Regions from separate parts of the Homo sapiens genome. Here region 1 is linked to region 2. A link is a contact called in ENCODE Hi-C data. All regions are on one chromosome and are shown on one strand. The core of a region is the stretch at or near the end of the contact, and the rest is flanking DNA. Distances in the headings are between cores, read along the strand shown.

Region 1 (6,055 bases), core at 1,800-4,299, 1.2 Mb before region 2:
ACACCAAATCCCAGATTTCTCATTAACTTCAAGTTTTAAGAGTGTTTCCGGCCTGGCCGGTTGGCTCATGCCTGTAATCTCAGCATTTTGGGAGGCTGAGGTGGGCAGACTGCTTGAGCTCAGGAGTTCAAGATCAGCCTGGGCAACATGGCTAAACTCCGCCTCTGCTAAAAATACAAAAATTAGCCAGGCATGGTGGTGCATGCCTGTAATCCCAACTACTTGGGAGGCTGAGGCACGAGAATTGCTTGAACCTGGGAGGTGGAGGTTGCAGTGAGCTGAGATCATGCCACTGCACTCCAGCCTGGGCCCTGGACCACAGAGTGAGACTCGGTCTCAAAAAAAAAAAAAGTGTTTCCTAGAATCAGAAAACAAGGTTCCTTCTACCAGGGTAAAACTAAAATGTGGGCTGGGTGCAGTGGCTCACGGCTGTAATCCCAGCACTTTGGGAGGCCGAGGCGGGTGGATCACCTGAGGTCAGGAGTTCGAGACAACCTGGCCAACATGGTGAAACCTCGTCTCTACTAAAAATACAAAAATTAGCCAGGCATGGTGGCAGGTGCCTGTAATCCCAGCTACTCGGGAGGCTGAGGCAGGAGAATTGCTTGAACCCAGGAGGCGGAGGTTGCAGTGAGCCGAGATCGCACCACTGCACTCCAGCCTGGGCGACAGACTGAGACTCTGTCTCAAAACAACAACAACAACAACAACAACAACAACAAAAGCAAAAAACACTAAAATGTGAAGCAACACCAAAGAAGTGGAAAGTAGTTTGCAAGAATGGCTCATCTTGCTCTGTAGGGCATTCTAATAGGAGGAACCATGTCCTGCCAGTTTCATCAGGCCAGATAGTTGGCTAAATCCCGGCTGGAAAGCTGGGTTCTATGTTTTCATGTAAAGAAGGGTTGAGGCTGGTAAAGAAGCAGCTACTATATTGCACCATGTTCAGAAAACATCTGAGAGATTCAGACAGAGTTTAAGGTGGGAGGTACTCTGAACCCAATGTCAAAGATAACTTGTTAAAGGCCACAAGAGGAAGAAAGCAGACCGCATCTGAGGGAATGGACCGCCATTCTCCACCTTAAAACAGGTACAGAAGGGGGTAAATCTCTATAGTTTTTTTGATAGACATTAAGGAGCCAGACTACTTAAAAGACACAAGCAGCCTCCAAAGGGTCCGAAGCATTGCACTAAACTCCAGAGACTGATCCAACCCTCTAACCAAATCCAAAACCTGAGTCATATGCTCTATTACTAGATCACCAATATCAGGTCACTGCATCGATGCCTTTCCATACTTTTCATTCTCATAGTCTGCCCAACAGCACATTACCAGTAAGTTATGGGGGTCGGGGGGCAGTCGATCTATTTCTCATCAGTGACTTAGATCAAAATTCTGTACTTCTGAAATTTAATTTTTCACTTAAAGGCTCAAAAAGATGCCAGGTGTGGTGGCTGAGGCCTGTAATCCCAGCACTTTGGGAGGCCTAGGTGGGAGGATCGCTTGAGTCCAAAAGTTTGAGGCTGCAGTGAGCCATGATGGCATCACTGCTCCAAAGTCTACACGATAGAGCGAGACCCAGTCTCAAGAAAAAAAAGATGAATAAAGTGAGGAATCAGAGTTTCAAAAAAGACCTCGAGAACTTTATAATTGACTTTGCCCAGATGAGACCATGGCATTTGGCTAAAGTTGAAAAGATCAGAGCAAAAGTGGAGTTGTTGTAAGACAGTTTAAATACAAGTCAAGGTCCACCTTTCATACAAAGGTGCCAGACATGCATTTGGAGCACCAGGAGCACTGGGTACCACTCAGGGAAGGTTTAGTTAAGATGAATTTGCACCAGACTCTCAAGTTTTATTCAGGTGACAACTTGAATGTGATGAGGTTCCTTTGCTTTGTCACTCTTCCTTCCTCATACTCAAGGGGGACAGACATTAATGTGCATAAACGAATTTTATTTAGAAGCCGCTAAAAATTCCTTTAGATTAGTTTATACATGGTTCTCAAACAGCTTTCTCCTAACCAGTGGTTTCTCCTGTATAGATCTGATATTTTATAAAACAATGACAATTACAAGTGGGCCTTCAAAATGGTCCTTAGCCTGTTAGATCCCAAATCTTAACATATTTCCAACAGAAGAAAATTTGTTTTCAACAGCTCTTTCATACTGTGAAAGAATGTAAACTAAATTTAAGAGAGATTTGTTCTAAATTCTTTTCAATAGAAATACGTCCAGTAGGAGAGCTAACTGAAGGTTTTGAATATGATGGGTGTGTGATGGGACAATTTCCCATATCTCTGATGAAGTATTTAAGTGGTGGTGGAAATATTCCTGAGTTGGGAGATTCTGAGGATTTGGAGTTCCAGTGAAGCTCTGACCAGATATATTTCTTACACAAAGACCAAGAAGATTTCTCCTCCTGTTTCTGGATTAAATTGTTCTTTGTGGTAGCTACACTGGACCCGGTGAAAGGCTCACGCGGCAGGAAATTGATAGAAAATCTCGAACCAATGGTTTATTTTCTTCTCCATCACTTTAAAGCACACAATAGAGGACGGAGACAAAGAATCAAAAACAAAGGATGATCAGTTCCTCCAAACAGAAATGCACAAAGGTATTTAATAAGGGCAAATTATTTTTAAAATAAACGTTAAGTATGGTCAGGACAGTGAAGCAATCGCATATGCATTTAATTTCTGGGAAAACACGAAGAGTACAAACAACTAGCTAGGTTTATAACTCAGAGGCAGAAACTTGTTTGATGACATCTATTAAGCTTTGATAGCCGCCTTTTCGAGGCCCTACCCTTCACCACTCCTACTAATAGCTCCCCCTACTCTTATCCCAGTACAATCCAGCTGGTGAAGAGAACAGCGAAAGACTTTGGTCCTGGACTCAAAAAATATTTCCCCGACCGCGCTACTTCCTCCAACAGCACCAAGTCTAGCTCCATCTCCGTCCCCTGCAGATTCTAGGCTCCATCTATCTTTTCAAGTCTCCACCCTCCCTCCCCCACTCCCAGGCTCCACCTCCCCCGACCCTATCCTTCAGGCGCGCCTCTCCTCTCTCGGACTTTCACAACCACCAGCGACATCAATCTCTCGCTTCCTGCTCCACTTCTCGGCGCCCACATCTCCAACTGGCTCAGGCTCCCCATGTCCCCAGCCGGTACGGAGCTGCGGTCAGCGGATTGTGCGGCTGAGCCATCCTCGTGACGGTCCCGCCTCACTCACCCTCCGTCACCTCCAGCACCTTAATCTGTTCTTCAGCAGCCGCCCGCACCTCCTGTACTGGGGATAGGATCCCGGTGAGCGTATCCACTAACGCTTCCTTTAATCCTTGTGCCACTGGACCCGGCAGCCCGGAGGCCGCACCAGCTGCCGCCGCCGCCGCCATCTTTTCTCCCCTCAGCCCGCCAGCCCCGCGGCCGGGACCCGCCACCGAATGACGGCCCCCGCGCGCGGCCAATCCGCGAAGCCGCGCCTGCGCACCAGAGGCGGGCGGGAGCGGGCGGAGGGCGGGGAATGAATCTAAGCCTCCAGAGACAGCGCCTCCTGCTGCCTGAACGAGAACTGCACCTTTCTCTGCAAGGATCTCTGGATTTGTGTGAAAACTGAGCCCCAGACAGGTTAAGGGGCTTTCCTAAAGTTGCACAGTAAGTTAGCAATCTCATTTGGAATAAAGTTCATGATATATGACTTTATATTCATGCATCTTTCAGGTGTTAGGAGAGAGGAGGCGGGATGGGAATAGATGTAGAGGGCTTTAAGGAGAGAGGTCTGGGTCACAAATAGCCCCTATTTTAAACCACATTCTTTTCCCCCCAAACACTGAAAAAAAGTTGGCTCAAGTGACTCTCTTCATCTTAGCCTCAGGAATCCAAAGAGGGGGGAAAATAAACTAAAGCAAACTGGGAAGTGGAAGTGGGAAAACCACGGCCCAGTCCCTTGGTTTTCCAGCCTAGATGAGCCCAACCTCAAAGCTGGGAAGTGGCTGGGCAGGGGAGACACCGGCATGTGAAAGGGAGTTTCTTCCAGAGTGAGTGTTGTATGTGACTATTTGAGAATGAATCCTATTTGTTGAAAATGTATAAATTTTTTTCCCTGAGAAATTATGGCTGGACATTTAAGGGGTGCGAGAACAAGAGCAGTTTGATGATATGGTTGTCAGCAGCTGGTCGTGGGAAATGGCCTACGGTGCAGAGCCGCTCCTGAATAGCGGAGCAGGTGGAGAGGATGAGCGCTCCAGTGAGGTGTTAAAAATGCAGGGTGTGGCGAGGCGCAGTGGCTCACGCCTCTAATCCTAGCACTTTGGGAGGCCGAGGCAGGAGGATCGCTTGAGCCCAGGATTTCGAGAACAGCCTGGGCAACATAGCGAGACTTCGTCTCTACAAAAAAATACAAAAATTGCCCAGGCGTGGTGGCGTACGCCCTGTAGTCCCGGCTGTTCGGGAGGTGGAGGTGGGAAGATCACTTGAGCCCAGGAGGAGGAGGCTGCAGTGAGCAGTGATTGCGCCATTGCACTCCAGCCTGGGCGACAGAGTGACATCTTGTCTCAGAAAAAGAAGAAAAAGCAAGATGTAAGCCAAGGCAGGAGGATCACTTGAGCCCAGGAGTTCCAGGCTGTAGTGTGCTGTCATCACACCTATGAATAGCTACTGCATTCCAGTCTGGGCAAGATATACAGACTCTGTCTATAAAAAAAAATAAAAATTAAAAAAAATGCAGGGCAGAGTGGCAAGCATGTAGTGGCAGAAAGGATAGAATGTTGTTGGAATGGGAGGTTCTAGAGCAAACAGAAACAGGTATTTTTTAGTGAGCTGTTCAGGTTATGTGCCTTCAAAATGGTTCCCAGGAACCCTTATCAAGTGAGTTCATTCTCACATGGCAAAGGAAACGAGTTACCAAATCCTAGGTCACTTCCAAGACTGTGGATGCTGGACTGGTAACAATCAGGGATTAAGTCATCTCATCAGAAGATTACTTCAAAAGAAAGCTTTCTCAATTATTTATTTTTGAGTTGGGGGGGTCTTGCTATGTTGCCCAGGCTGGACAGGTGATCCTCCCACCTCAGCATCCAGAGTAGCTAGAACTACAGGTACACCCACTGCAACTGGCTTGAAGAGAGTTCTCAACACACTTGTCACCTCCCATGTTAAGAGGGCAGAGATGAGTTATGTTACTACAATTTCATAGGGAAAAGATTGCTTCTTGGACCCTTCAATTTTGCAATGGGGAATAGTAAGCCTATTTACTTTCTTGAAGTGGCCAAAAGAAGTTGAACTTGATTACAACAGCTTCTAATAGGTCAGTTCACTTTTACCCCAAGAAGAAAATTTAGCAAAGTCAAGAGGGTGGTATGTTTTCAAACACTGCAGCAACCCAGATGGAGGACTCCGGAGCCTTGATGTTTGGGCTGGATGTTTTGAGATCCGGTGAAGGATTCTATGTCCATAATGTGCGAGCAGGGGTTCCTCCCACCCCCAACCATGGGAGTCAGGAGACTCTAGCTTAGGGTTTCAGGTTACTTCTGGGTTAGGCAAATGACCACAAGCAGTCTGGCCTTGCCAATCAAGGAATGGGCCACAAGATAAATGGAGACAGAAACCAGGCAGAGAGGGAGCTAGAGAACCAGTGGACAGTACAGGAGATAACTTTATTGAAACGCAAATGGCATTGAACAGATGAATCTTGCTGGGAGGAGACATGCCAGATGGACAGAGGGCCCAGATTGGGGGTGGCCTCAGTGGTGATGAAGGAAGGCCTCTTCAGCTGGCTCTGGCATGAATTTTATTTTTAAATAATTTGTTATTTAAAATGAATTACTGAGGGGACAGCCCGGCTCTCTCTTCATGATTGTTACCGCAACTATATACAACAGTTTGCTTTCCAGATTCAATTTCGCTTTTTCTACATTAGATATAAAAGGGGGTAGGTTGAAAGAGGGGAGGGTCAAATAAAAAACATAAACACACAGACATACACATATCCTGGTTTGGGATTTTGCACCCAATAACTTAAAAAAAAAGTGTTGCAAAAACTTCTGCCCACTCT
Region 2 (6,638 bases), core at 4,139-6,638:
CCAAGTTCTGATCTGATTCATTGTGATGATACAAGTGGAAAAAAAAAATCAATGGCAGTTAAATACTATTAAACTGTGCTTTCCTGTATCCACCTTGATCAGAATTTATACGGGCTTTCCAAGCCTCACATATTAAAGAGTAAGGAGTAGCTATAAACTAATACGTGTGAGACTGAAGTTTCCCAAGATGAAAGAATGCTAGGCATTATTATTTCTATACATGTTTCAACAGCACATGAGAATAACATACAGGTCAGCTCACATTATTGCAGCATTTCCTGTTCTAAGACACAGCTTAAGGCAAACTCTTAGAATGGTTATGTAGGATGTATGCATTCCACAACTCTTGTCTAATTGAGTCACCTTTGTATACTTTCCCATCCCTCCCTGCCATAAAGCATATTAAAATTGAATTAGTAACGCCATCTGTGATTTCCATGTGACCTACTATAAATAATGTTTTCTGTGGCCCCACAATTAAAAGACCATCATAAAACCATTTCCGTGAAGATCTTTTGTGAAGAAAACAGAAATGGGAGTTTAGATTAATTATACTGTGCTCTGGTGCAACCTAAGAGGAAACCTGATTCTGAGCTTTTTGATTAAAGAAAAGAGTAGGAAAGAGCCACAAGTGAGACCTGAGTGGCTCTGAGGTTTGACTTATTAACCTTGAAAGGTGAAGAACTTGATGTTAAAAATTAGGTTTCATCCAGCATCCTAACTCATATGTAGAAATGAGTTGCTACTCACTAGGCTTCATTCATTCATTCATTCATTCATTCAGAATGAATCATCCTGCTCATCAAGATTGGCTACTTTTCCAAAAGTAACAATAATACAAACATATAGCAAAGGTCTAAAGCTTCCATAAGAAAACTAAGGAAAGTTGGGCACAGTAATGGAACACATGAATGTGAGTTATGTCTAAGGTTTCCAACAGATTAGGAAGTTTAGGAACACTAAAAATGGTTTTGGAACCAGGTTTCCTGATTGAAAGTTAAAGGGATATGGTTTTATACTTACATAAAGAAAAGCTTGAAGGCAGTGTAGTCTAGTGGATTTAGGAGACAGACCTGGGCTTCAATTCCTGCTGTGCCACTACCTAGCTGTGTGACCTTGGGCAAGATGCTTAATTACCTAAACCTGTTTCTTCATTAGTACGATGGGGATAAAATGCCTACTTTATAAGATTACAGTGAGAATTAAATATGACAATGTTTCTAAAATGCTTTGCACAATGCCTAGCCATAGAGAGTCTAATTAAATAGTAAGTATAATCATGGAGCTCTCCAGTGAAGAACTGGACTGCCCTGTAAGGTGGGAAGCGCCCTGTCTCTAAAAGCATTCAACAAGCCAGTTGGTCCTGTAGCAGGGTGCTATAAAATAATTCCTCCTACAAGGGTATGGAGAGTAGCAAGGGGTGGTGATTGGACTCTGATGAATGCATTCAAACCTAAGATTCCATGACACATTAATGCTTGAATTGCTTTACAAATATTGATTCTAAAATAAAATGGCCCCCAAAATACACAAAACTAAAATTGCTGGACTACAGGGAAAAATGAACACATCTACCTTTATAATGGGAGACTGATTGCTTGATCTATTTTATCTACTAACAGGTAAGAGAAATACTGACGGGGAAATACTGATGGGGAAATCTGAACATGAACATTAGTAAAGATATAGAATATCTGAAATACCAAGCTTGATTTATTTGCAAGTATCATGTATCTATCTAATGGTGAATAAACATTCTTCTCTGGTTTTAAAAATATATGAAAATTGACCATAGACTAGCCATAGAGCATTATCGGGCTACTGCACTCCAGCCTGAGTGACAGAGGGAAGACCCTGTCTCTTTAAAAAAAAAAAAGGCCGGGCGCGGTGGCTCACGCCTGTAATCCCAGCACTTTGGGAGGCCGAGGCGGGCGGATCACGAGGTCAGGAGATCGAGACCATCCTGGCTAACACAGTGAAACCCCTTCTCTACTAAAAAATATAAAAAATTAGCTGGGCGTGGTGGCGGGCGCCTGTACTCCCAGCTACGCAGGAGGCTGAGGCAGGAGAATGGTGTGAACCCGGGAGGCGGAGCTTGCAGTGAGCCGAGATCGCCCCACTGCACTCCAGCCTGGGCGACAGAGAGAGACTCCGTCTCAAAAAAAAAAAAAAAAAAAAACAGAGAAAAAAAAACACTTCATAAAGAAAATGAAAAGATCTTGGACTGAATCCTGGATTAGGGGAAAAAAATAGCTCTAAAACACCTTAATGGAACAACTAGTAAATTTTCAATAAGGACTGCATGTTAGCTACTCGTACTTCATCAATGTTAAACTACCTAAATTTGAGCCAGGCCCAGTGGCTCATACCTGTAATCCCAGCACTTTCGGAGGCCAAGGCAGGTGGATAGCTTGAGCCTAGCAGTTGGAGACCCCCGTGGGCAACATGGCAAAACCCCATCTCTAACAACAAAAAAATTCTCTCTAACAGGTGGGGTGTGCCTGTAGTCCTAGCTACTCTTACTTCATCAATGTTAAACTACCTAAATTTGAGCCAGGCCCAGTGGCTCATACCTGTAATCCCAGCACTTTCGGAGGCCAAGGCAAGTGGATAGCTTGAGCCTAGCAGTTGGAGACCACCGTGGGCAACATGGCAAAACCCCATCTCTAACAACAAAAAAATTCTCTCTAACAGGTGGGGTGTGCCTGTAGTCCTAGCTACTCGGGATGCTGAGGTGGGAGCCTCACTTGAGCCCGGGAGGTGGTTGCAATGAGCCGAGATCGCACCACTGCACTCCAGCCTGGGTAACAGAGTGAGACCTTGTCTCAAAAAACAAACAACCTCAACTGGAACATTTTTCTGTGAGTATAAAAGAGAATATCATTGTCTTTGGAGACACATGCTACAACTTACTCCTAAATGGTTCAGAAAAAAATATATATCTATAGTATACATATTTTATATATATAATCTCTCCTACACACTAATATAGCAAATATAGCAAACTGTGAACTTATGTGAAGGGTATACAGGAGTTCATTAATTCTGAAACTTTTTGATAAGGTTGATTTTTTCAAAATAAGTCAAAAAATTTTTTTATTTGAAAACACACTATAAACAGGGAGAAGATATCTGCAACACCTACAATTAACAAAAGAATGTTTCATTATATATACATATATACATTATATATACATTTATATATGTACACACACACACATCCTTAGAAGAGGAAGAGAAAACATGAATGAATAACATATTTCAAAGTGCTCAGCCTTATCAGTAATTACGGAATGCAAATTAAGACAAAAACATGGTATTTATTCTGGGTAGACTAGCAAAAAGTAAGAAGTGTGAAAATAACGAGGATTTAGAGAGAATTGTGGTCGGTACTGGTGGCAGTATAGATTGGTACAACCACTTTGAAAACATTTCTGCTTTATCTTTGAAAGCTGAACAGCCCCCATAGCCTCTGATGCCGCAGTGCTAATCCTAGGTTCAAATTAGAGTCCAGCGCATGCACAGAAGGTGAACAAGAATGCTCCTACTAGCCTTATTAGTAATTACTAGGGGCAGATTCAGGTTTTATGGGGTATGAGCTTATATAATTGGAAAAGAGGAGGCTTTTAAAGAAAAAGATTCAGAATGATGAATACAAATTAGGTTCAAAAGTGACTAATTTTTATAATGGCAAAAGAAATTACAACAATTAGAAATGTCACAAAACCCAGGAAAAGAGTTCTGTTATAGGTATGTGACCTACGAACTTGGGAAGTCTGATACATTTAGTCTGTGTGGTTCCCATCAATAAAGAAAATACTTAAAGTGCATTTATAATCCTATCCGCTACAGTATTGAATACATTCCTGACAGGAGAAAACTTCCTTTTGACTAGGCAGTAAGAAATAAATGTTCTGTTACTACACGTAACAACTTGGATGAACCAAAAAAACAAATGTTGAGTGATAAAAAGCGAATTCCAGGCTATATGTATTTTTATAAAGCTCAAAAAGAAGAAAAATACACCAATACACAGGAATGCATCCAAATATGATAAAACCACTAAAAATGGCAAAGAGGGACAAAACTGAAGATAGTGGTGGTGAGCTAAGAGGCCAGGAGTAGAATCCTGGAGATGCATAGATACATGCTAAATACTGATAACGTGGTGGAGTGATAGTTTCATTAGCATACTTTAAATTTTACATATTTGGTAAATATGCTCTTTTGAATGCATCGACTATTACACTGAAAATATTTTTAAATACTTAAGGCACCTGAATATAAGCTGGCTTCCCTCCTTCCTCTCCCGTGCTGTCTCCTCTCCCCCATCACTTCTCAACTACAAGCTGCTTGGGACACGTGGCTCCAGAGGTTGGCAAAACAGGGAAATGTCAGCCCACAAGGAACAAGAACCGTGACTTGTGTTATTTTCTTGTTGGTGTTGGGGTGGGGGGAGGGGTGCGGTGGTGCAGGAAATATTATCCAGCTTATCATATATGCCACATCAAGCTGACTCCGTTTAAATTTTGAGTGGCTCTACTAGCTAAAGCCAGAAAAGGGTTTTTGGGCCCAACGGGCAGAAGTGCCCCTCCCTTTTACACTCACACTTCCCACTTTCTAAGGGTGCCAGGCCCCCGCGCCGCCCTCCTGCTTCTTTCCGGACGGTCCAACTCTTTTCCACCAGTCCCAGCCCATTCGATTACGTAAATTCTTCCAAGAGGATTCCCAAACGTGCCCCTCCGTCCAGAACTCGCCCAGCCCGGACCAGTTCCGAGATTTACCACCAGCCCAGAGCTGGGCGGGGGCGTGGAAAACGCGAGGAGCCTTCCCGCCCCTCTCCTTCTCCCTCCCTCCCTCCCAAGCCACTGCCGGCTCCCAGCCGAGCTCCGCCCCCGCGGTGGCCCCGCCTCCCCGCCGCCCGGAAAGCGGGCTGCGGCCCCCTCCCAAAACCCGGGGAAGTGGATTCTACTCTACGCTCCGCTCCGCTCCGCTCCGCACCACCAACCCCGGGCCGCAGTCCTGACGAGCGGGTCAGGGCTTGTCGGGCGGAAGCCTGGCCTGGAGCCTGGAAGGGGGAGACGGCCCGAGCGGGAGCGGGAGCGGACGCGGCCTCAGTCCTGCGCGGGTGAGCGTGCCCCGGAAGCTTGGGCCCCTGGCCGCCCTGGTGCCCCTTCTCCGGGACCTGGGGCGCTAGGCCGCGGCGGCAGAACTGGTGCCCCTGCGCGGCCTTCCTCCCATCCTTACAGTTCCCCGTGTCCCAGGCCTCTACCCGGAACCGGAGCCCCGCCCGTCTCCTAGCAGCTCCGTGACGTGAAGCGCCTCGGGGTGCGGTGCCGCCGGGCGTGGGTGGGAGGCAACGCCCGAGGGGAGGGCCCGCCAGTGCACGGGGGTGCGGGGCGCGTTGGCGAGAATTGGAGGCCGCGCCGCCGCCAGCCGTCCGCCGTCCCGCCCAGCAGGAGCACGTTCCCTTTCGCCATTGGAAGACTGAGTTCCAAGCTTTTTCCTGCTCACCTAGAGCCGTCCCTGCCCCGCCCGCCACCCCCTGTACATTTTCGGAGATTTAGGATAGTAATTCTAGACCCTCGGTTGCATTTCTGTTGGAATTTTTCTGGAAGTTGGAATCTGGCAGTTTAAACAAAGAATTTTTTTAAGAAAAATATTTATTAGTATATTTGATAGTCCCCAGATTAGGTTAAAAGCCTTATTCCCAATAACTGTAATTTTGCAAAGACATGTTTTTGGTGTAAAAAGGTATAGATATGGGTTGATGAAAAGAATCAAACTCTGAAAAATATTTGAAGAGATTTATTTTGAGCCAGATTCAAGTGACCATGGCCAGTGACAGTCCTCAGGAGGTCCTGAGAACATGTGCCCAAGGAAATTGGGGTACAGCTTGGTTTTATCTATTTTAGGAAGGCGTGAGACATCAAATACATTTAAGAAATACATTGGTTTAGTTTAGAAAGGCGGGGCAACTCAATCGGTAAATGTAAACGTTATCTGGTTGAGGTTATCTAAAGACCTGGGATCCATAAAAAGGAATGTTCAGGCTAGAGATAAAGGATTGTGGAGACCAAGTTTTATTGTGCAGAGGAAGCTCTTAGATAGACTTTAGAGAGAGCAGGTTGTAAATTGTTTTATATTGGACTTAAAAGGGTGCCTGGCTCTTAGTTGATTATCTCCTGGATCTGGGAAGGAAGGAGGGAAAACAAGGGGAGATGGGAATTCTCACCAAATGCAGATTTTTCCTGCAAGAGACTTTGCAGGGGAGTTTTAAGGTACGACAAGGAAATATATTTTGGGGTAAAACATTTTTATTTTCTTCCTTGTTAGGCCAGAGTCAGATTGGAAAGTAAGTCACGATATACAGGGTTAAATAAAACCCATCTGATGAGAATTTATGGTTTGTAGGGCATGACTCTCCAGACCCCTTAGAAAGGAATTTGGGTAAGATAAAAAATTAGAGCTTAGTCCTCGTATGGTTGAGAGCTTGTGCTCTGGATCCACAGTGCCAGGGTTGTAACACTTAAGAATTGTGTGAGCTTGGACAAACCACTTAATTTCTTTTCTTTTTTTTTTTTTTTGAGACGGAGTCTTGCTCTGTTGCCCAGGCTGGAGTGCAGTGGCGCGATCTG

What was found. Hi-C counts contacts between places; a loop is a spot of excess contacts on that map. Pooled maps may share reads with other maps.
Region 1: a pooled map shows a loop between it and region 2 (14-fold over the local background). The contact joins the promoter of IPO9-AS1 here to the promoter of DDX59-AS1 in region 2. A Hi-C loop is called at or near these places in 6 of 50 pooled maps.

What each region holds. Positions count from the first base shown.
Region 1 is chr1:201,826,553-201,832,607 of GRCh38, reverse strand. It overlaps IPO9-AS1 (IPO9 antisense RNA 1), which reads left to right and starts at 3,049. Exons shown (of 3, transcript NR_046696.1): 1 at 3,049-3,657. It overlaps IPO9 (importin 9), which reads right to left and starts at 3,451. Exons shown (of 24, transcript NM_018085.5): 1 at 3,236-3,451. The coding sequence starts at 3,398. NAV1 (neuron navigator 1) reads right to left here. Exons shown (of 34, transcript NM_001389617.1): 34 at 5,639-6,055. RefSeq lists enhancers at 3,152-3,361, 3,373-3,667, 3,824-4,337, 4,338-4,852 and a silencer at 3,412-3,651.
Region 2 is chr1:200,668,257-200,674,894 of GRCh38, reverse strand. DDX59-AS1 (DDX59 antisense RNA 1) reads right to left here and starts at 5,388. Exons shown (of 3, transcript NR_110787.1): 1 at 5,273-5,388. DDX59 (DEAD-box helicase 59) reads left to right here and starts at 4,988. Exons shown (of 8, transcript NM_001031725.6): 1 at 4,988-5,128. RefSeq lists a silencer at 4,835-5,574.